Regions from separate parts of the Homo sapiens genome. Here all the other regions are linked to region 3. The links are chromatin loops, found by intact Hi-C in ENCODE. Cell type or tissue: heart left ventricle. All regions are shown on one strand. Each heading gives the region's core, and the rest is flanking DNA. Links, peaks and the distances in the headings are about the cores only.

Region 1 (6,321 bases), core at 1-5,000, 93 kb after region 3:
TCTCTTTAAAGTTTAGGAGATCCATTTCCAAGGCAGGTACTATGATTCCTTTTCTCATGGACAATGAGCCTAATGCTCAGAGAGTCTGAGTAGGCTCCTACGGCTGGCAAGGCAAGGCAGTGGCTGGGTGCTCACCTTCCTTAGGCCTGACCCCACCTACTCAAGCAGCTGGCGGAGGAAACCACACCAGGGTTGCTCAGTTCACTAGGCTCCATCAAGGTGCGCTGTACGTGTGCTTCCCCAGTGTCAGGGGACAGCCAATCCTTGGGGCAGGAGCCTGCTCTTTCTCTAGGGGAGAATCTGCATCCCAGGCAGGAGAGGGGCAAAAGAAAAGAGAAGCCGGGAGAAAGGATGGGGAGGAAATGCAGGCTTGCTGGCCTTGGTAGGTCATTCTTTTGACCTTGCTTCCTTCTCAGAACACTGTGAACTTGTTTACAAAACTTCTAGGCAAGGGTCAAGGCAACTGGTCTGGATTACGTCTTTCAACGAGGACCTTTCAGGATGCATACCACGCGAGAGGAATGGAGGGAGGTCTGACAGGCGGGGGTGAGTGTCAGCTCTGGTCACTGTGGACTTGCTGTGTAACTGCAGGGAGGCTGCTGAAGGTCTTTGGGCCTTGGCTCCCTCCTCTGGGAAAGAGGGCTGCCAGTCACGGTCTCAAGAATGTGTATGGGGAGTCCCTGGTGGGGCTCTAGCACATGTCAGAAATGGGAGCAGAAATGAATGAACAGTCTTGCAATGGCTCATGTCCCCTCACAGTCTGGGCATTATGAATTTTCCAGGCAAAGGAGCTGATTTCCATAAAAACCAACAGAAGCATCTGTGGACCTAGTAATTCAAATGTCCCACTAGTCATGCAGGCATGTAAAAGACATTTACCGAGCATTTACTCTGCTTGAGTTCCCCAACTAGGCACTGGGGAGACAGACATGACAAGTAACACCCACCTTCTCAGTTTTTGTGAGAATTAACTGTAATAATGCAAGTACGGTATCTACCGAGGAGCCTAGCATGGTAGATCTGCAAAAAACTGGGGGCAACAATAATGATCGATCTTATTATTAAGAATGAACCTTTGCACCTACCCTCAACCCAAAAGCCTAGTGGAGAAGATAGGTGAGGAAGCACGAAATGCAAGTCCCCAGCATACGGCCGTAGATGTGAATTCTCGTTCCTTCCTGGGTCTTTTGCACTTGTTCCTCCCGCGGGCTGGAATGCTTTTCCCCAGCTCTGTGCCCAGCCCAGTCCCCTCACTTTATTCAGTTCTGACTACAGTAATCAGGATATGCTTCCTGGAAGTGGTGGTACCAGAAACAGTCCGAGAAGAATAAACATTTCCCAAAGAGACAAGGGGTGGAGGGTGGTGGCAATTTTTGTGCCTAAAACGCTGTAAATGACAATGGTTATCTCCAGTAACTTCTCAGGGGAAGAGACATCTCCCTGCCAGCCACCAGCCTGGGGCAGGATTGGTTTGGCCAGAGAAGCTGGATCCCTGCAGGCCTTTTGCAAACTGTGCCTGGCATAGGAAGAGAACAGCCTGCTTTGCTCTCAACCTGCTGAATGAACAAGGCTTACACGTGGGCAGCCTGTGTACTCAATGACGGCCCAGCCCAGTGCCAGGCCTTGTGTCACCGGATCCCGGTGCCAGGTGAGGAAGCCAAAAGCAGCAGGGTGTGGTTCCTCTCCCAGCATCTGTGGAACAGCACAGGTCGGCACTGAAAGCCCCGATTCTCCCCCCACCCCCATCCACTCTCAGCACAGGCTCCAGAGCTCCCTTGCGCCACTAAGTTGAACTACCAGTGTGGCCCCTGGTTCTTTTGGCCTCAGTTTCCCTTCTGTAAAATAAGAACAAATAGCTACAGGGCCTGAAAAGGGCTCGTCTAGCTTCAGAATTCCAGATTTTAAAGTTTCCTTTAATTCTTAAGCTCTAGTGATTACAACACACCATATGATATCCTAATAATAATTATAGTAACAATAATAGAAACTATGTGTGAAGCATCTATAAGATGCTGAGATTACTACAGCTTGCATCCTTATTTCTCAAAACAAAGTAAAAGACAAGTATGATATATGCATGCTACCTAATATATAAGGAAGCTGAGGCACAGGGAATTAAATGCCCTAGGCCATACACAGAGAAACTGAACAAGCTGAGCTCTGAATCTACATCTGGACTCTAACGCCATTGTCCTTTCCAAAATACATTCTGGTACTAAAATCACTGATTTACTTAGGGCCAAAGAAAGAAAAACTTTTAAAGGGAGACCCTGAGATGATGGAGGCAAATCTGGTGCAGTTTATTCAGCACTAGATCTGGTACAAAACCATCCCATTCACAGCTAACTGCTATAGCTCATGAGGTAGATACAGGTGACTAGACCTGCCCATTTACCGGATGAAGAAACTGAGGTAACAGAAAGTAGATGTGACTTGTCCAAGGCCACCTCGCAAGCCAGTGACAGAGCTGGGATTCAAACCCCGGTTTTTAACTCCAAGTTTAGTGCTCAATCCACAAGATCAAAAATAGTATCCACAAGCAAATCATGCCGTATTTTCCAATCTTTAAACAGCACTGTGGGCCCTTGGCAGGAAGAGATCAGGACAGGGTGGGCCAGGGTGGGGCTGAGCTGGGAGTTCAGCCAGACAAAGTGGGCCTGGCAGGGATGGGAAGTCCGGTGGCCTAAGGTCAGTGAAATCCAGAGAAGTCACTGAAGGCCGTCCAGTCAGGCGGTCCAGATAGGCTTAAGGGTCAAGTGAAAAGGTCAGCTGCTGCCAGATCTGACCTTGCCCTGACTGTTACTGAAAAAGTCCTCTGGGCAGCCAGTCCAGCTGTGAAAGCCAGGGTCCCGCCCGGGGCGGCTGCTACCAAGGGCCTGGGAAGGACCACCTGGCACCATTGGCACCATCATGCCGGCCTGGCAGCTGCATTAGAACGTCACAGGCCACTAAACGATGCCAAATAAATTGTCGTTCACTTAATTCTGGTTCATGTATGCACAGACTTTTCCAACAGTCACCTCTGAGAGCCACCTCTGCACCAAGTCTTGGAGAGTCAGTGAACCACCCCAACTCCTACCTCAAATGGCCCACAAATTAGCAGGGAGAGCAACAGGTGAGCCACGGGGGAAGCATCTCAGGGCATCGTGGTGGAGGGAGAGATGTCTATAGGGAGAGAATATGCCTCTTGTGACCTTACAACACCACACAATCTGGAAGGTGGGTGTGCCCACACCGATTTGATGCAGGAGACTACAGCAGCTTAGAGACAGATGAAGGAACTTGCTTGGAAATAGCACAGTTGGGATGGGAAACCCAATCTGACTCAAATACTCAGGGGTTTTCTGCAGTGCCATCTACCCGGCCACGACGGAATCCCTGCCCTGTCCGCATGCAGGTGCACATTCCTGCCCGACTCCCATCCATGGTGCCTGGATGAACAGGGGAGTCTCATTGTACCCGAACACCTTCCCACGCCCCCATGCAGACACCACACAAGCACAGCCTGCAGGCCGCCAGGGCTTCACAGAGGAAGTCCATCCTGTCGCCATAGGAACAGAAAGGGAAACCCAAGAAAGAGGAAGCCATGCTGACAGGAATTCCTCATCAATGCTCCATTCACTCCCTGCATTGAGACTTTCAGCCATGGCTCCTGAAGAATCCCTCCTCCCCCATATCAGTGGATTGGCCTCTCCGCAAAGCTTCCGCAGGCTCAGTGCTGGCCAGGGGCACCCAGCGATGGTGTTGCTGCCCTGCCCGGTGGCTTAGGAGTGCTTCGGGGTCCAGAATTTTCCCAGTCTTGTTCCAGGTGTGGGGTGGGAGTTCACAGAGTTCAGGGAGGCCTGTGAGTGCATCTCTGCACCCACTCGCAGGGCCAGACAGGGACGCTGCACTTGACAGGGAGCCCCACACAGGCTTGTGGAGATGTGCGCGTAGGCACGTAATGAATGAGATCAAGTCGAAAAACCTGGGTCCTGCACTTGGCTGTGCCATGAACACATTTGAAACCTTGAGTAAGCCCACTCTCCTCCTCATTGTTTGTAAAGATAAAAGTGTCGGGTTTAAACCCCCACTTGTTGCCCCCAATTCTTCAATCCCACTGCCACAGTCTCAGTTTGAGCCACTTCTTCCTAGAACCCATGCCCGGCTGCTTTACCCAGTTCATCTTTCACATGTACTTCCGGAATCACAAACCCATCCCTGCCATCCAGAAAAACCTTTCAATGGTTCCTTCTGGGCTTCAGGTCAAGTTGGAGGTGAGGGGTGTGTCTTTCAGGCCCTGGACTCAGCCTCATCTCTGTCCTGGCACAGGGGACCCTCCAGCAGCACAGCCCTCCCTACACACGGCTCTTTGTGCCTCTGGCTTGACTCATGCCTTCTGGGACCTCCCCATCCCTACTACAGCACTCAAGCCAACCTCGTGCAGGAGGTCATCACCTCCCGGAGGTGACCATTCTCCACACCGTACTCCACTGTTGGAACTGTTAAATAATGCTTACAGCTAAATAACTATTGAATAATGATTACATCCATTAGGCAAGGACTCTCTTGTACTGATTCCTGTACCATCAACACCTAGCACCGTAGGACAGAGTAGGTGCTTAATAAATGTTTGCGAGATAGAATGACCCCCATATCTAAGACTCCCCAACTCCAACATTCTATCTGGAGTTCACGGCATCTAGGCAAGACTCTTCTTATGCATGGCAATGTCTAGAGTCCAAAGAAATTTCAAATAGCCTGGACTCGGTTTCATGATTTAGAGAAACTCCCAAGAGTATTGAGTAGAAAACAACATTGAAAATGAGTTTCCATCCACTGCATTCCACTGTCAATATGGCTAGTTGATTTTTCTTATGATATTCACGCCACGGGACATAAGGGGCTATTTGTATATCCATGGCATCAATGGTCACACATTCCTAAGTACTGCTAAGTCCAGTGCTAGGCATGGAGGATAGAAAAAGAAATGAAGCCCATTGTATAGTTCCCTGGGGAAAAACAAAAACAAAACAAAACAAAAAAAACCCACAGAATGGAACAACAGGACGTAGGACTGCCCGCAGGGTTGGCTCATTGGTGGCCCAATCCATGACTGCTCAGGAAAACTGAGTCGTGAGCTGAGTTTTGACCCTGGCTAGTCAGGTCCTCCTGGTGCACACCTGTTGCCTAACTGCGTGAGAAAATTCTTTCTCAGGGTTGGGCATAAGAGACGGTATTTTACCTGTTGTCTATTTCCTGGAGACAACCTAGTATTTGAAAGCTTGGGCTCTGGAGCCAGGGGCCTGGGTACCAACCCCAGGTCTGCCACTGGTTGGCCATTAGACTCTGAGGATCAATTTTCTTATCTGTAAAATGGTGAAAATAAGAGTATCTTACTCACTGGGTTTAAATTGATTAATTTAAATACAGTAGCTAATTAGAATTAAATTGGTGAATCACATGTTATGAGTAAAACACATGGTGGGCCCTAGATATTATTTCATTGAAATGTAGGTCTCATGAGAACAGGGTTTCTCTCTCACTGGGCTCTGTAGTGTCCCCAGCACCAAGAATAGTGCCTGGCACATAATAGATGCTCAATAGGTATTTGTTAAATAAATAATTGAATCTCCGGGCTGTTGGGTTATGAGGCTCAATGACATCAGAGGATGCCCAATAGCAATAATGACGGCTATGTATTCAAGTAGCTGCAGTGCACCAGGCACTGTGCTGGGCACTTAACATATTAATATATTGTCTCTTCTCATGATTTCAGAGAAGGCAGGCTAAGACCATAGGGCTAAATGGAGTAATAAAAAAATCTGACCACTGTGCCTCTGCTTGGTTTGCTTGAGGACCCACACTAGCCCATCAACTAGTTACTAAGTACAAGCAGTAAGCAGCCCAGCAAGAAATCCTGCTGAAGAATACCTACTATTTAGTCTACTTATAAGCATGGAACCTGGAGGAAGCTCTCCCCTTTCTAACCGTGATTAGAAAAGCCCTTCATGAATAAAATTACAGCCTGCCATAGACACTGAAAACAATGTCTTAAATAAATGTCACTTCTGCATAAATCATTAAATTAAAAGGGAAATGATGGGTAAATTTCTCACTTGATGGGAAACTTTGGAAATAGCTCTCTTTGAAAAGGTGTCTCCATAGGGGATGTATACGTTTTCTGGGCTCCCACTGATTCCAGGCAATGACCTAGACACCAATACTCTACTTACCCCTGCCTCTCTCTTTCTGTCATTAGAATCCAATCTGAGCTGCTCCCACTCAAAAAAGGAGACATTCCGTCAACAAATAGCAAGGCCCAACCTGTTCCAGAAGCAG
Region 2 (6,321 bases), core at 1-5,000, 100 kb after region 3:
TTGGCGTGTGATGACACACTCATAAAGGAGAAGCAAAGGCTGGGTGGGAGTAAAAGCCCTCCACAGCCCAGGTGAGGCCTGGCTGTGCTTCACTGGCTCCTAGCTAGCTGTGTGCACTGGGGCGTGCTCTCACCTCTGGAGTTCTGCCTCCTGGCAGCAAACCAAGAGAGTGCCACACAGACTATGCAACCTCCGGGTCCACTTTTGTTCCCATGTTCTATGACTTGGGGACCTCCACCCTGCTCTACTCATTTGCACAAACATGTATTCACTATGGGGGTCCTATCCCTGAATAGGCCATTCCTTCTACTCGTTGGTGCCCGAGAGTTCCTCCCTATGGAAACACAATCAAAGACGACACTTAAAAACACAGATCCCTGCGAGAGAGGGCATTTGCTGTCCCCATGCCCTCTGGCAGACAAATGAATTTCTTGAGAGCTGACTTACTAGTGAATGTGGCCTTACTTCTGCTCTTTCCTGTCCGTAACTTTGGGACTTCACCACGTTGCACTTTGGAGCTCTCGTCTATACAATGGACATGATGACATTCACTTCAATAGGGAGAGAGAATTAAACTTTAACCTTATGGTAAGAGGTAAACAAATATGACCTCTTATTTTTGTAGGTGCAGTTATTAAATCTCCAAGAAAGGTGGAACATACAAGGGTAGAGAGAATACCTTTGTCAGTATCGTTGGGGGTCAACATATATTCATCTTCTAAATGAGAATATTCAAAGAAGCACATACACCAATTTATTATTAATTGAAAAGACCTTAGAGCCAATACAGCATACAGAAGGTAACAGAAGGAGAAATATGAGGCTGGTAGGGGGAGGGTGGAAACAGACGAAGGACCAATCCAAGATCACAGAGGGTATCGAAGGCAAAACCAGGGGAAACATCTCCAGGCTCCAGGGGCAGAGGCATCTGAGCGGAAGAGAAAAGGTAAATGTGGTTCCACACTCTAAATCTTCCAACAGCTGCCCCTTCTCAGTTTGTTAATAAAGGTAAAGGCATTCACAAGCAAAGATCAAGATATGAGCTGGTCTCCACATTATGTGGGGCCTCATTCAGGAACTACGGTGAGCAATGAATACAGATTTGTTGCCTCTGTCCCTCTAAACTCATATTCTTAAAAAGAACAAAAAGGGCTTGAAGGAGTTCTTGTAATCAAAATCGGCTGGGAGAGAAAGCAGGGCCCCAGCAGAGTCTGCTAAATAGAAGGTAATGAGTTAACGGCATAAGCCAGTTGCCTGCATCCTGTCCAGCTGTCTCCTCCAATAACCAAGACCTCTGCACTGCCATGCATTTGCATCAGCAGTTTCCTCACCTGGAATGCGGTCTTTCCCACATTTCCTGAAATCCAGTCATCTTTCGAGTCTTGGCTCCAAAATCACCCCTCCTGTAAAACCTTCCTTGACTCTCCAAGTCCTAGGGAGAACTGACATGTCCCCACCACCCCAGTTCTCATCCCACCCAGCACGGACCTCTATTCTGAGCTGGTAGCATTTCCTTTATAGGTCCGTTGGCTATCTAATTCATCTAGATATTAATAGTACTGAGAATTGTGACTAATACCTAATATAAGCTTAGGTAAGAGCTACTGAATGAGTGCATGGATGAATGAATTATAAATGACTGATTCTGGCTGCTGAGTGTTCTGCGGGTAGAATTTTCAAGGCCCTGCCTTTACTGGCATTGAAAATGTCAAAGAGGTTTGCAGCCACCTTCGGAATTCAAGACACCTAATCATACATATTCATTGGGTCACAGAATATCCTGGTACCTGTCCTTTGAGCACCAGATGACACCTTTAGAATAGTAGCTATTTGTTTTCCCAAACACTTGAAAATTGCAATATTCACTTCCTTTTGCCCTCCTAAGATTCCTTCCCCTCATCTGGACCACAGACGGCAAAAAAACGTCCATTCAAGACTTTTCTAGGAAGCTGTTGTTAGGAGCAGTCCATCACAGTACCCAGGTCTGGACAGGATGAGACCTACCTCTCTTCGTCCTTAAAGATGAATTTCCGCAGCTTGAGGTCCCGCAGCACCAGCCCCCCGTCATGGCAGTGGGCCACTGCCGAGGCAATCTGGTAGAACAGTCTGGCTGCCTCCTCCTCTCTCAGCTTCTTGCAGGTGCGGACGAAGGAATGCATGTCCCCATAGCTTCGCTCAAAGAACACATAGGCTTTGGTCTCACCCAGGATAATTTCAGTGATTTGGTTGATGTTACTATGAGCAGACAGGCAAAAGCACGGTGCCAGGGATTCCTGGTAGCAGCTGATATCAAACACCTACGACAGGATTAACAGTAAGACCAAAGTCAGAGGTGCCTCTTGTACAACCAAAACACATAATGCTGCACCTCCCACAGGTATGGGCTTTTGAGATGACAGAAAATATGCTGAACTTGGACCCAGACCACATTGGCCCTGCCTCCTACCAGCTGTGTGGCACTAAACAAGTCACTTAACCTCTCGGAGCCTCCAAATCTTTACGTACAACATGGGAAACTGATACTTGACTCACAGTGTTAGGAGGATTATATGAGAAAATGAAGGTGATAGTGCTTTGCAAAACGTAATGCAGTACAGAAATAATAATTTTCATTACTTTTGTCTCTAGCCCAATTGCGTGTTTATAGAACTAAGGCAAAATTGGAGAGAAAGTGATCCACCTCAATGACATCAACAACACTTTATTTGCCTTCAAAAATAAAAAAAAAGAAATGCACATAAACAGGCATTATACAACACATGAGCAACTAAGAGAATAAACAGCTAGCTTTTGCCCAGTGGTCTCTAATTCAATACTTTCATTTTACAGATATGGAAACTGAGGCTCAGAGAATGAGCCAAAACTCAAGCCCCCAGTGGCAGAGGTAGGAATATGATAGAATCCTTCTGAATAGGGAAGCAGCCTTGCTTCTTCCTCTCTTCCCTCCACAGATATCTAACTCAATGAACCAGTTATGCAATGATTTTCTATGAATCAAAATTAGCCTGCAAAATGCCAACTCATTGTGCGGTTGCTTAAAAAGAAAAGGCACCATCAATACCTTTTGAAACAGACCTAACAGCAATTAACACTACAGAGAATTTTTGAGGTTATATAAAAGGCGCTTTCATTCATTTCAAGACCTCCACTAAATCAGGAATACAAGTCCCTGGGTCTGGAATGTGGTTTTTCTATCTGCCTGGGATGTGGGTAAGATGAATCTATTCAGTGTGTGCGTGAGCCAGGGGCATGCGTGGGTGAGCTTCGCTGGAAAGCATCTGAGGCAGGAACGCCCTAACAATACACTGCATGCTATCAGTTCACAATGATTTAGCTGCCTAAATCGCTTTTTCACTAGTTAGACATACTTTCTTTCATCATCATTTTGCAGTGTGGTAGGAAATATGCTGGACTGGAAGTCGGCAACCTTGAGGCACTAATCCTGGCCCTGCCACCAATAATCTGGATGAGATGGATAAAGAGCTTAGGGTTACTGGACCTCCCTCCTCTTCATAAAATGAAGATGTTGATTTAGAACAGTGTTAACCTTTTTTGGGTCCTGATGTCACATAAAATCTGATAAAAGCTCTGTTCCCTCTTAGCTGACAATGCCCGTTCTCAAATGCATGCACGATACCGGATTCATTTTAAGGGGATTCACGGGCTTTCTGAAGCCCATCCAAAGCCACAGACTGCTATTTAAGAATCCATGAGTTAAGTTGCTCTAAGCTTCAAAAAATTGAAACAAAATCTGTGAGTCAAACAGGGATGTAAAACCTCAAGAGTTGCTGCTAACACGGCCAAGGAAGCAAAGTTAACAGTAATGTTGTGAATGAACCATAACGAGGCATCTCAGAAAAGCGGCACAGCTGCTGCCACTATAACCTAGAATTTAAGAAAGAATACTTCAACATCTCCAGAGACCACAAATCACACACTGATACTGTCAAATGATGACCCAAGAGCAGTGACCTAAGAGGCCTGTTCAATTAGGAATCTGAAATGCTTGAATCAACTTTAACACCCTGAATGCAGGCAACAGAAACCCAGGGAAGCCTCAAAAATTTCGAGGAGTAATAAGCTTTGCAGTGGCTAACGTAAACACTGCATCATATAATGAAGATGCTGTGTTCTGAAATACCAGGTTGCAGCTTCTGTCGCCAGTGCTCACAGAGTTATGATTATTTATAATCTACTTCCTGTTTCCAGGTGCATTTACAAAAACATAAAAGGTGACTTTTGCTCAGCACTTTTAGCCTATTATCCTGCTCCACTGCTGAAAAACTGGAGACAGAATTTTTAAAAAACTAACATATTTGTGGCAGCTTCAAATGTAGCCATACCTTTTGTAGAAGAGACCAAATTCCAAGATGGTGGACAGAGTATGAAAAATAAAATAAGTACTTATGTTTTCCCACACGAGAAGGAGCCAAACTTTTATTAGTAGCTATCAGGGGCATTTAGGGGCTTGGACTGGTATTTAAACCATCATCTTCACGTGCAAAATCAAGCCACAAGCCTGGTGCCAGCTTCTTTACATGTTTAATTTGGAGCCTTGGTTATGTAATGTGACAGTTCAGATAAGGCAGTAAGATTAGGCCATCATTAATAACATTTGCAAAAAAAAAGTACCCATTCTGCCAAGATAGTAATTATGTCAATCTGCACAGTAGCTACCAGTATCTCCATGAAAACATACAGTTAAAGACTCCTTAAAGTGCCTTCATTCATCTAGCAAAAGTAGGTACATGGAGACAATAAGCAGCCTTGATTATTTTGTTTAAATGACTCTGGAATCTCTATTCCTCCAAATAGTGTCCTATGGAATTCTCTACGCAGTCCCCTATAATAAATAGCATCTTTACATTTGATCTGTTTTTGCAAAGAATTTTTTCATTGGTCAACACACAGCTAGGAAACATGAGCCTTCTATTCTAAGACATCAAAAGGAACTAGATTCAATGTGTAGATTTCACTGAGCCTTAAAGTAAGCTAAGAGACCACAGCATATATATCTCTCAGGGCAGTTCAGAGAAGCAGCCTTATAAAACTCTCTTGGAGCTTCTTCGGAGATACACAACTATGCTTGCATAAGAAGTCACCCACATCATCTATGGTAAAAAGTCAGGAAAACAGAAGCTGCTGTGTCTTAAAGGGATGACCTCTGTCAAGCAGAACAATGATACTGCACTTAAATCCACTTGCAGCCACACTGTAATTGGTGAGGGGCTGATTCAATCTTTGCAATAACTAAACCAGCAGATTAAGTCCAATTTGAGGCCAGAGCACAAGTCTGCAAATGACACTGTAAGGTCAGCCCAAAGTGAAATATGTCTTGCAAAATCTGGAGAAAGAATGAGCAGAGGCCAGAGTCACCTCTGATTTTAAACAAAGAAGTAACAGCCAGATGCCCCTGCAGAATTTGGCTGCAGAGTCCCTATACTTAAAAGCATCTCCAGCCTTTGAAAAATATTAAAATGCTGTACTGAAGTTGAGCAAAAGGAATGAAAATATTCACTGCTGGGTGATTGTGCATATTTCATACAAGAGTGGCAGTTCTGTGGAATTCATTCATTTCAAAGGATGACTATCCTATTGTGCAACCTTGCAGACTTCTGAGAATTCAATCCAGCTACTGAATTTTGGTTAACTGGGCACAGTTGCTCTGGGTCTCAATAACTTAGAGAAGATGCAAAATACCAAATGCTCAGTACAAGCAAAGGGCAACATTTAAAGAGTCTCCGATTTCCCCCTAAGGGCTGAACTGAACAATCGCAAAACTGACTGGAGATCTCCACTAAACCCAAATTTTGCAATGAAATACTCCAGTCCACTAGGAAATAAGGCAAGTCCGCAAAGTAGTCTGTGGTGAATGGCAAAAGCGCGATGTGTTATTTGCAGCACAACCGTGCCCAGTGACCATTTCAAAGGCAGAATGGGTCCCCCACTCTCCCCTTACCCCCTCAAAAAAAAAAAAAAACAGTCAGCAAATCTAAAATTAAGTGACAAAGAATCCTTGATCTAGGTCCAATTCTGGGTAGTAGTATGCTCTATTATAGTTATTTTCTTTTTCGCAACTATTTCGCCCCTCATCCACTTGTCTGGGGCCCGGTGGGTGCACACAAAGATACACAGACACACATATACATAAACCAGTCACTGTTCAGGGTTAAAGACAAAAAAGGAAACCGAAGTGTCCATCGCAGTGGTATTACCACTGCGGATCCCTAGGGCTCCAAACGGGAGCCTCTTAACCTTACAGGCAAAGGTGTTGTTCAGGGGGGCACGGAAGAGAGGGGATGAGCAGACAGGGAAGTCTAG
Region 3 (8,004 bases), core at 1,635-6,634:
ATCCATAAGAACTAAGTGTAGTAACATACCTACTATATCTAAAGCAGTGTTTGGAATGCTGTTAAGGTTACTATACAACTGTGAAAAGAGCATCATCATGATTTGATATACTTGCATCGGGGCTTAAGAAAAGTTTATTAGCTGGAATTTCTAGATTGGTAGGGAGGCACAAGGGCCTGGCAAGAGGTAGACACTTCCTGGGAGAAAGATAGAGTCAGAATGTCAAATGCTGAGAACACTGGGATTAGAAGGCTGTCCAGTGGGAGAGGTGGTGCCTGCAAGAATTTCAAAAGCCATGCAAGGTGATGAGACACTGACTCCTGAGAAACATTGGCTGGACACAGAATAGGATTAGTTCAAGTGAATTTTTTTTTAATGAAAATTATTTAAGGGGTAGAATATTGGACCCAGTTTGGGGACACAGATCCAAGAAGGTACGTGTAATACTGGAGAAATGAAGGTGAACATAAGAAGAAAGACTGGAATTCTCAGAATTGTCCTCAGGAGTCTGTACTCATACAAGTTATGAGACTGGGTGTTTGAGCCAAATTCACCTAAACCCCAGACAAGTAAGATGACTCCAAATGACATCTGGGCTGCACATGCATAGAGCTTTTTATACTGTGCAAAACACTTTTATTTAGCACACATTTGTGGGCCCCCACCCTGAACCAGGTCCTTGGCTAAGCGTCGACAATTCAAAGATTAGACACAGTCCCTGCTCGGACTGTGAAGATGCTTCACAGACAGATCAGGCAGATGGTGTCATTGCATATTGATGCACATTCGCTTGAATGTGAAGTAACCATTTGCATTTGTAAGCACAGCAGGCGGTAGAAAGTGGATCAGGAATCTAAGAGAAGAGTAACAGAGGGAGAGGAGGGCCGTACCATCTTGGTTGTTTCGCAAGAAAACCTGAGTGGGTACCAAGGTCAGTGCCATTAGCTGTACTTTGAGGATAAAAAGTGAAAGCCCAGGGGATGGAAGTTACTCGCCTAAGGCCCCACACCTCAGTGGTAGCAATACGGGGAGAATGCAGAGACAGGTATTCCAGCGCCAGTATTACCAATAAGTCACTCTTTTGCAAATCCAAGATAACATGGAAATGAAGGGTAAAGCAAGTGACTTTTACAGAACACCTATTACATGCCTGAGGGTTTCCATTCATTATTGACATTTTTCAGAGTACATGCATGAATGCAAGTATGTTCATAAATACGGAAAGGTAATTTTATTATGCTGTTGTTGTTACTAATGCTTAGGGTTTCTTTTTTTCTTTGGCTTTCTTCTTTCATACCTTCCACTTCACATTAACTCTTCCATATTTTCCTTTATTTTATATGCATTCTTTCACCGAATTCATTCATTCATTCAATTTTTTTTTTTTTTTTTTTTTTGAGACGGAGTCTCGCTGTGTTGCCCAGGCTGGAGTACAGTGGCCTGATCTCGGCTCACTGCAAGCTCCGCCTCCCGGGTTCACGCCATTCTCCTGCCTCAGCCTCCCTAGTAGCTGGGACTACAGGCGCCTGCCACCATGCCCGGCTAATTTTTTTGTATTTTTTAGTAGAGACGGGGTTTCACCGTGTTAGCCAGGATGGTCTTCATCTCCTGACCTCGTGATCCGCCCGCCTCAGCCTCCCAAAGTGCTGGGATTACAGGCGTGAGCCACCGTGCCAGGCCCACACACACCATATTTTCTTTATTTATTTGATAAGGAAGTGCTGGGAAGGGAAGAACATGGTCCCTTTAAATAATATGGAAGTGGGGAAGGGAAGTGCTGGATAGAGGAGGGCATGGTCCTTGGCTAGGGCTTCACTCTCACGGACCTAGGTAAGGACAGGCATTCCCTACCCAAATGTTGCATTTCCCAAGACTACCCTGTCCTGCCATGCCCCCATCCTGTGCCCATAAAACCCCCTGAGACCCCAGCAGGCAGACATGGATATGGAGAGAAGCACATCAGCAGAGGAATAGGCAGGCAGCTGGACATCCAGAGGAACACACACACCGACAGGCACCAGCATCCCGGCAGGCCACCAACCAGCAGAATGACGCAGAGTTTGCCTGGGGCAGTCAGAGGGAGAGCCCAGGCCGCTGAGCGCCTGACTCCAGGGGAAAACCTTCCCACTCCATCCCCTCTTGACTTCCCCCATCTGCTAAGAGCTACCTCCGCTCAATAAAACCTTGCACTCATTCTCCAAGCCCACGTGTGATCTAATTGTTCCAGTACACCAAGGCAAGAACTCAGGATACAGAAAGCCCTCTGTCCTTGTAACAAGGTAGAGGGTCTAACTGAGCTGGTTAACACAAGCCACCTATAGATGGCAAACAAAGAGCGAAACTAAAAGAGCACCCTGTAACCCACACCCACTGGGAGCTATGATATTCGCCCCTAGACGCTGCCGTGGTGCCGGATCCCCAAAGCCTGCCCCTCTGTATGCTCCCCGAGAGGTTTGAGCAGCAAGGCACTGAAGAAGCGAGCCACATGCCGTGTGAGGGGGACAGGGGAAGCTTTCCCATTCCATATTCATCCACTGATGGACACTGAGGTTGATTCCATATTTTGGTTAGTGTGAATAGTGCTACAATGAACATGGGAGTGTAAATATCTCTCAATCATATTGATTTCATTTTATTTGGCTGTATACCCAAAAAGGGGATTGCTGGATCACATGATAGTTGTATATTTAGCTTTTTGAGGAAATTCCATTCTGTTTTCCACAATGGCTGTACTGATTGACATTCTTACCAACCGTATATAAGGGTCCTCTTTTCTCCACATCCTCACCAACACTGGTTGTTTCTGGTCTTTTTGATGAAAGACATTCTAACAGGTAATATTTCATCATGGTTATAATTTGCATTTCTCTGCTGATTAGTGATGTTGGGCATTTTTTTTTTCTTTTTCTTCTTGGCCATTCATATGCCTTATTTTGGGAAATGAGCGATTTTAATGTAACCATGCGGTAGGCAGGACTTCCAGTATTGGAGAAAGGAGTCTCTGTTCTTTGCTTCCCTTAATGTGTTCTCACACTGTTTTTACGTCATAAACTTGAGGTTTGTTTTGTTCTTTTTTCTTGGATGGAGCTGTTGTATGGACTAGAAGTTGTAAGAATCTAAAATCAAGTAAAACAAATAGCAACATCAGAAAGATTTTAGAAGTTAGCTGGTTCAGTTCCCTCAATTTCTAAATGGGCAAGCCAGAAACCTACACGTAAGAAAGGATTCCTTAGAGTCACACAGGCTGTTTGTAACAAAATCCAAAGAATATGTTTGTCTCTTGAATTCTAGTGTCCTGTCCCCTATACTTTTGATACTCAAAGTGTGGTCCATGGACCATCCACACTGGCCTAAGCTGGGCGTTTGTTAGACACTTAGAATCTCAGCCCTTTCCCCAGACCTACTGATCAGGTTCTGCATTTTGGCAATATCCTAATGTGATTCATATAGACACTACAGTATGAGAACTCTTCCCAGAGGAAAGGGGAAAACAGAGGATGTCAGCTTACCTAGGGAATGGACAAGAGGTATGTATGTTTGGGGTGAGGGGCGGGGTGTGGGTGTATGAGGGTGTGGGACACAGATGGAAGAACCTCAGCCTGCTATTGTCTGTAAAGATAGACAACTTCAAAAATAATAATAATAAATAGCTTTACCTCTTCCCCCTTCTTTCACGCAAAATTTCTAAGTAGTATCGAGAAGCATAAGTATCTCAGATGAATCCCTGGGATGAGATTTTAGATTTGGCATGAAATTAGGCACGCTTAATGTTGCTCTTTACCAAATCACAGACCCATCAGAAAAGGAAAACAAAGGAACAATTTTCACTTTGTGTTAATAAAACTGTGCTTTGCTCCTTTGCCCTTGGAGTAGCAGCATGAACAAGGAATTGCAAGAAAATGTGGAGTGGGAGGTAGAAGATCTGTATTTCAGAATAAATGCAGTGCATTTTTTAAAGAAAATTAATTCCCATTTTTCTCAGAAGGGCGAGAGATACTCTATTATTGGGAGGCAAAAGTAAACACATTTTTTTTCTCTTCTTTCAAATAGCCTGTCATTTACCTTTTAGCATTACACATTCCTAAGGAGAATTTTTACCCCAGAAATAAAAACCTATGTTCTCTGCCATGAGAAACCCACTTTTTTTTTTAATGATCTATGTCCTGTCCCAAAGTACTACTGCTAATAGCATCTCCATTAACCCTTACATTATGAGTTTTATGTAGCTGAAAGTATCTACTCAAATCTTTTGCAAGTGTGTACTAAATTATAACTCCCATATTTTTGAAGGGTTCCTTTTGGGTTCCTATTTAAATGGTAGGCTGAAAACCTGTTTGTAGGGAAAAAGACAAAAAACAAAAAAAAACCCCACAAAAACAAGAACAGAAAACAAGCAACAAAATATTGTTTAAAAATATTTTATTTGGATCTACTCTTCCATCTACTTTGTGCTAACTATATGAGGCTTCGTCGAAACAACAATTTCTCAAGGAAGAGCTTATTATTCTGATAATGGAGATGAAGATTTAGAGGTGAAAGAGGTTAATTAACTCGTCACACTGTCAAGCCAGAACCAGAAGCAAAAGCCACGTATGCACAAGGCTCAGGTCCTCACACCACATGGTTCCTGTCCAAGCTGCGTCCAGGGCACCTGACTTCCAACAGCCACTATGGAACACAATCAAGGAAACAAAATCCCCTTGGGAGGGAGCAGATGACAACGCAGGCGAGGGGACATGGGCGTTTTCCTGGATGGGTCCCTTGGGGTTCTGGGAAACTATGACCACAAATCAGAGGGCCTGCCCAGCATTGTGTAACTGCAGTTCAGAACCAGAAAGTTCTCCTTCCCCTAGGAAAGGCTCCAGCAGGCCTGTCATGAAAAACCACTTTTCTGGACCTCTTTTCTTGAGCTCAAGTTGCATGGAAGAAATGAACTTGGAGATTCCGGCTGGCTTGAGGAATGGATGACCAACAAGTTTTGAACAAAGCAATCCCACTTCCTCTCTGTAGTGTCCATTTGAGCTAGACAAAATGCTCCTTTTGCCAGAGATGACTCCCTGGTCTACGCTGGCTGCTTGGAAAAGCCCTCTCAGACAGCCGCGGTAAATCACTAGGCAGCCACTCTCTGCAAGCCCCATGGCAGCCACGGTGCAAAGAGTGATTTATCAGGCAGCTTCCAACACAGCTTAATTTTTGGAGGCAGGCAAAAGATGCCAAAAGGCTTTCAAAGCTGAGCCAGAATCCCCCAAAAGAAGGAAGCAGGAGAGACACTTTGAGGAGGGGCCCAACCAGCTGCTGGAGCATCTGTGGCGGCGAGTAACTCCTCCAGGGAGCTGGGAGCTGGCATCTGGCAACCTTTCTTCCCTCCTTCTGTGTCTGTGTTCAGAAATGGAAATCCTGGGGCGGTCCAATCAGGAGACAAGAATGCTCCCTCCCTCTCCCCTCCCTGGAAACCCCTCCCCCTTCATGCTTCCTTAGACAGGAAACTAAATTGCTGGGATGGGCCACCCTAATTGCTACTCTTTTAATAACTTGGTTCACTCCTTGAAGTTTGTGTAAACATCTTGGAATTCCTGTAGTTAAGGCAAGGAGGAGAAGCATATGACTTGCAGGACAGCCCCTCTACTGCAATGAACTGGCTTCTGAGGAGTCAGAGAAGAATGAGTCAATCAACACGGCCCCTCTGGAGAAGGTCCCCTTCCTCTCCACAGCCCCCAGAAGGTCCTGGAACTTAGCTTCACAGGTGTCCACCGGACTTCCCCCGCCGCCTGCACCTAGGAGACTATGTGTTGTCCTCTCCCTCCTAACTACCTGGATGCACTCCTAGGATGCTCACACACTCCTCACCTGCACTGGCAGAGCACCACAAATGCAGCCCAATATTCCACCTTTTCCTTCACATCATGATCCTGGAAAGGACCCATAGAGGTTATTTCATTGCATAAATAAGAATTCTGAGAGCACCCAGAGAAGTTAAGAGATTTGCCCAGAACAGCTCAGCAAGGTGTTGTCAGAGCAAAGACCCCAGGACTGGCCTCATCACCCAGCCAGGCCTCACGGTGAGGCACTCGCCTGCTCTCCTAGAGAGTGCTGGACTTTTCCATAGCTGCCAATCAGGTTTCGGATCTGGGATTTTCAGAGCCAGCCTTTCTCCGTGGCATCAAGGAAGGCTTTTATATCTTCCTCCATATGGAGTGAACAAGTGAAAAGAACTATTTGAAAACCAACAGAGTAGGAGGGGGCTGGGAAAGACACATGACTTCATCGGGTGCCATCTATTTCTTTCAACTCCTGTCCTTTTTGTACAATTGTTTTGTTTTATGGGGGTTTAGGAATTCAGACGCTGTGGTTTATTAGAAGCTCAAATAATTTGATGCAAGGGTAGGTAAGAGGTCTGAGAGGTGTTTGCTGCTTGGTAGCAGAAACAAGACGTTTTCTATTTTTCCTGTTATAGAAAAACAAACCTTCTAAATTCCCCTCTCCATGAGGGGACTGGGCTGGGGTTAGACAGGCTGTCCTGACAGCAACACAGCCAATGTCAGGGCACAGAGGCTCTTCCAGCCCTGTGAGAGGCACTGAGCAACAAGAGAGAGAGGCATTGCCAACTCCGAAAAGACCAAGTACAGCAGGTCCTTGAATAATGTCATTTTGTTTATTATAATATTGATGAGAAAAAAAAAATCAATTCCTCATCAGGACCACTGTCTCTGTGGAGTCTGCATGTTCTCCCACGTCTGCGTGGGTTTTCTCCGGGTACTTCGGTTTCCCTCCACATCCCAAAGATGTGCACCTGAGGTGGGGATTGGTGTGTCTGCGTGGTCCTAGTGTGAGTGCGTGTGGGGGTGTGTGTGAGTATGCCCCGCAATGGGAGGGTGTCCTGTCCAGGGCTGCTTTCCATCCTGAGCCCTGTTTCCAGGACAGGTTCTGGCCAGTCATGAACCTAAACTGAAATTAGTGGGTAAATAATTCTCTTACTTGTTTTTGTTTATCTTTCTTAAACATATGCATAGCTCACATTTATTTTCATGTTTAATATGGACATGCGTTGGCCTTTATTTACAAGTCGGTGATGTTTTTGTGACCAGAAATAAATCATAGAAATTTAATTCTTATTTATATCAATTAACCCATGGGAAAATTGGTTTCAGTGTAAGTGGTTGAGCTTAAAGTCTCAGTTTCCAAGAGCCTATTGACGAGGGTAAGGTATATCTTCTAAAAAACTAATGCTGAACACTTTAAGTCCCAAGAACTGTTTCGATGAGAATTTTAATTCAATTTCAGCCAGCGTCTAAGTGTTGTTACACATTTTTCTGTCTTCTTAAATAACACCACATTTTATTTTTGGTGTGGGGTCATCTTAGAAAATAATAAATATTTATCGAGGAGTTCACTATAAATATAAATATTCTCAGGTTTTTGGACACTTTTATGTTTTGTGACCTTATAACATTTTTGCTACAAAATGACATTTTTGTATTCATCAAAAATACTTTAATAGGAAGAGAGAAAGCACAGAGTAGTAGTGGAAAACTACACTAGGATTGCAAGCATTGGCTTCCAATGCCAGCAGTTCTGGATATCATAAGGGCTCAGTGTACAGGAACCAATCCAAAGGGGTCAGTAGCAGTTTCAGAGCAAGATCCCAGACTCAGGTGGAACTGGGTTTGGGATGAAAGCACATCAGGAACCAGAAAAAATAATTTTTTCAGTAGGTCTTGGGCACCACCAGGTGTCTGCAGATATCTTCAAGGGCTGACAGGTAAGTTGGTCTTTGGTGAGTGGAGTTATCTGAAATGGCCAGTGGCAGCAGGGATCAACTCAAGAAGGCAACTTCTCAGTGAAGCGACGTGTTATGGGGCAAGAGATTTAGCATAGTAAGTAAGGCATGGTTAGTATTATTTTAATATAGAGAATGTTGGCAGAGACTGTCTTAACTCTGAGATGTTCAGGTTCAAAACATTCTGGGACATTAGCCATGAAAACTAGAACTGGGTTCTAAGGACA

Evidence for each region. Hi-C counts contacts between places; a loop is a spot of excess contacts. Peaks named below come from ENCODE experiments on the same cell type or tissue, not always from the same donor. Only the 100,000 strongest peaks of a DNase experiment are listed, where the experiment ranks them.
Region 1: a loop joins it to region 3, with 3 times the contacts of the local background. A loop is called at or near these places in 22 of 110 quality-filtered maps.
Region 2: it touches region 3 in a loop (4-fold over the local background); 30 of 110 quality-filtered maps call a loop at or near these places.

The regions. Positions count from the first base shown.
Region 1 is chr2:12,729,303-12,735,623 of GRCh38, reverse strand. The region is part of intron 2 of TRIB2 (tribbles pseudokinase 2); the gene reads right to left. Among named protein-coding and RNA genes, the nearest start is that of MIR3125, 4.9 kb to the left of the region's middle. In heart left ventricle, for the core only: no CTCF peak of the experiment used is centred there; DNase peaks (open chromatin) are centred at 563, 1,623, 2,863 and 3,473; H3K27ac peaks cover 4,630 bases.
Region 2 is chr2:12,719,236-12,725,556 of GRCh38, reverse strand. It overlaps TRIB2 (tribbles pseudokinase 2), which reads right to left. Exons shown (of 3, transcript NM_021643.4): 2 at 2,005-2,297. Among named protein-coding and RNA genes, the nearest start is that of TRIB2, 5.5 kb to the right of the region's middle. RefSeq lists an enhancer at 6,155-6,321. In heart left ventricle, for the core only: a CTCF peak has its summit at 2,870; no DNase peak of the experiment used is centred there; H3K4me3 peaks cover 4,500 bases; H3K27ac peaks cover 4,794 bases.
Region 3 is chr2:12,821,975-12,829,978 of GRCh38, reverse strand. No RefSeq gene overlaps it. Among named protein-coding and RNA genes, the nearest start is that of MIR3125, 89 kb to the right of the region's middle. In heart left ventricle, for the core only: no CTCF peak of the experiment used is centred there; DNase peaks (open chromatin) are centred at 4,708 and 5,218; H3K27ac peaks cover 2,907 bases.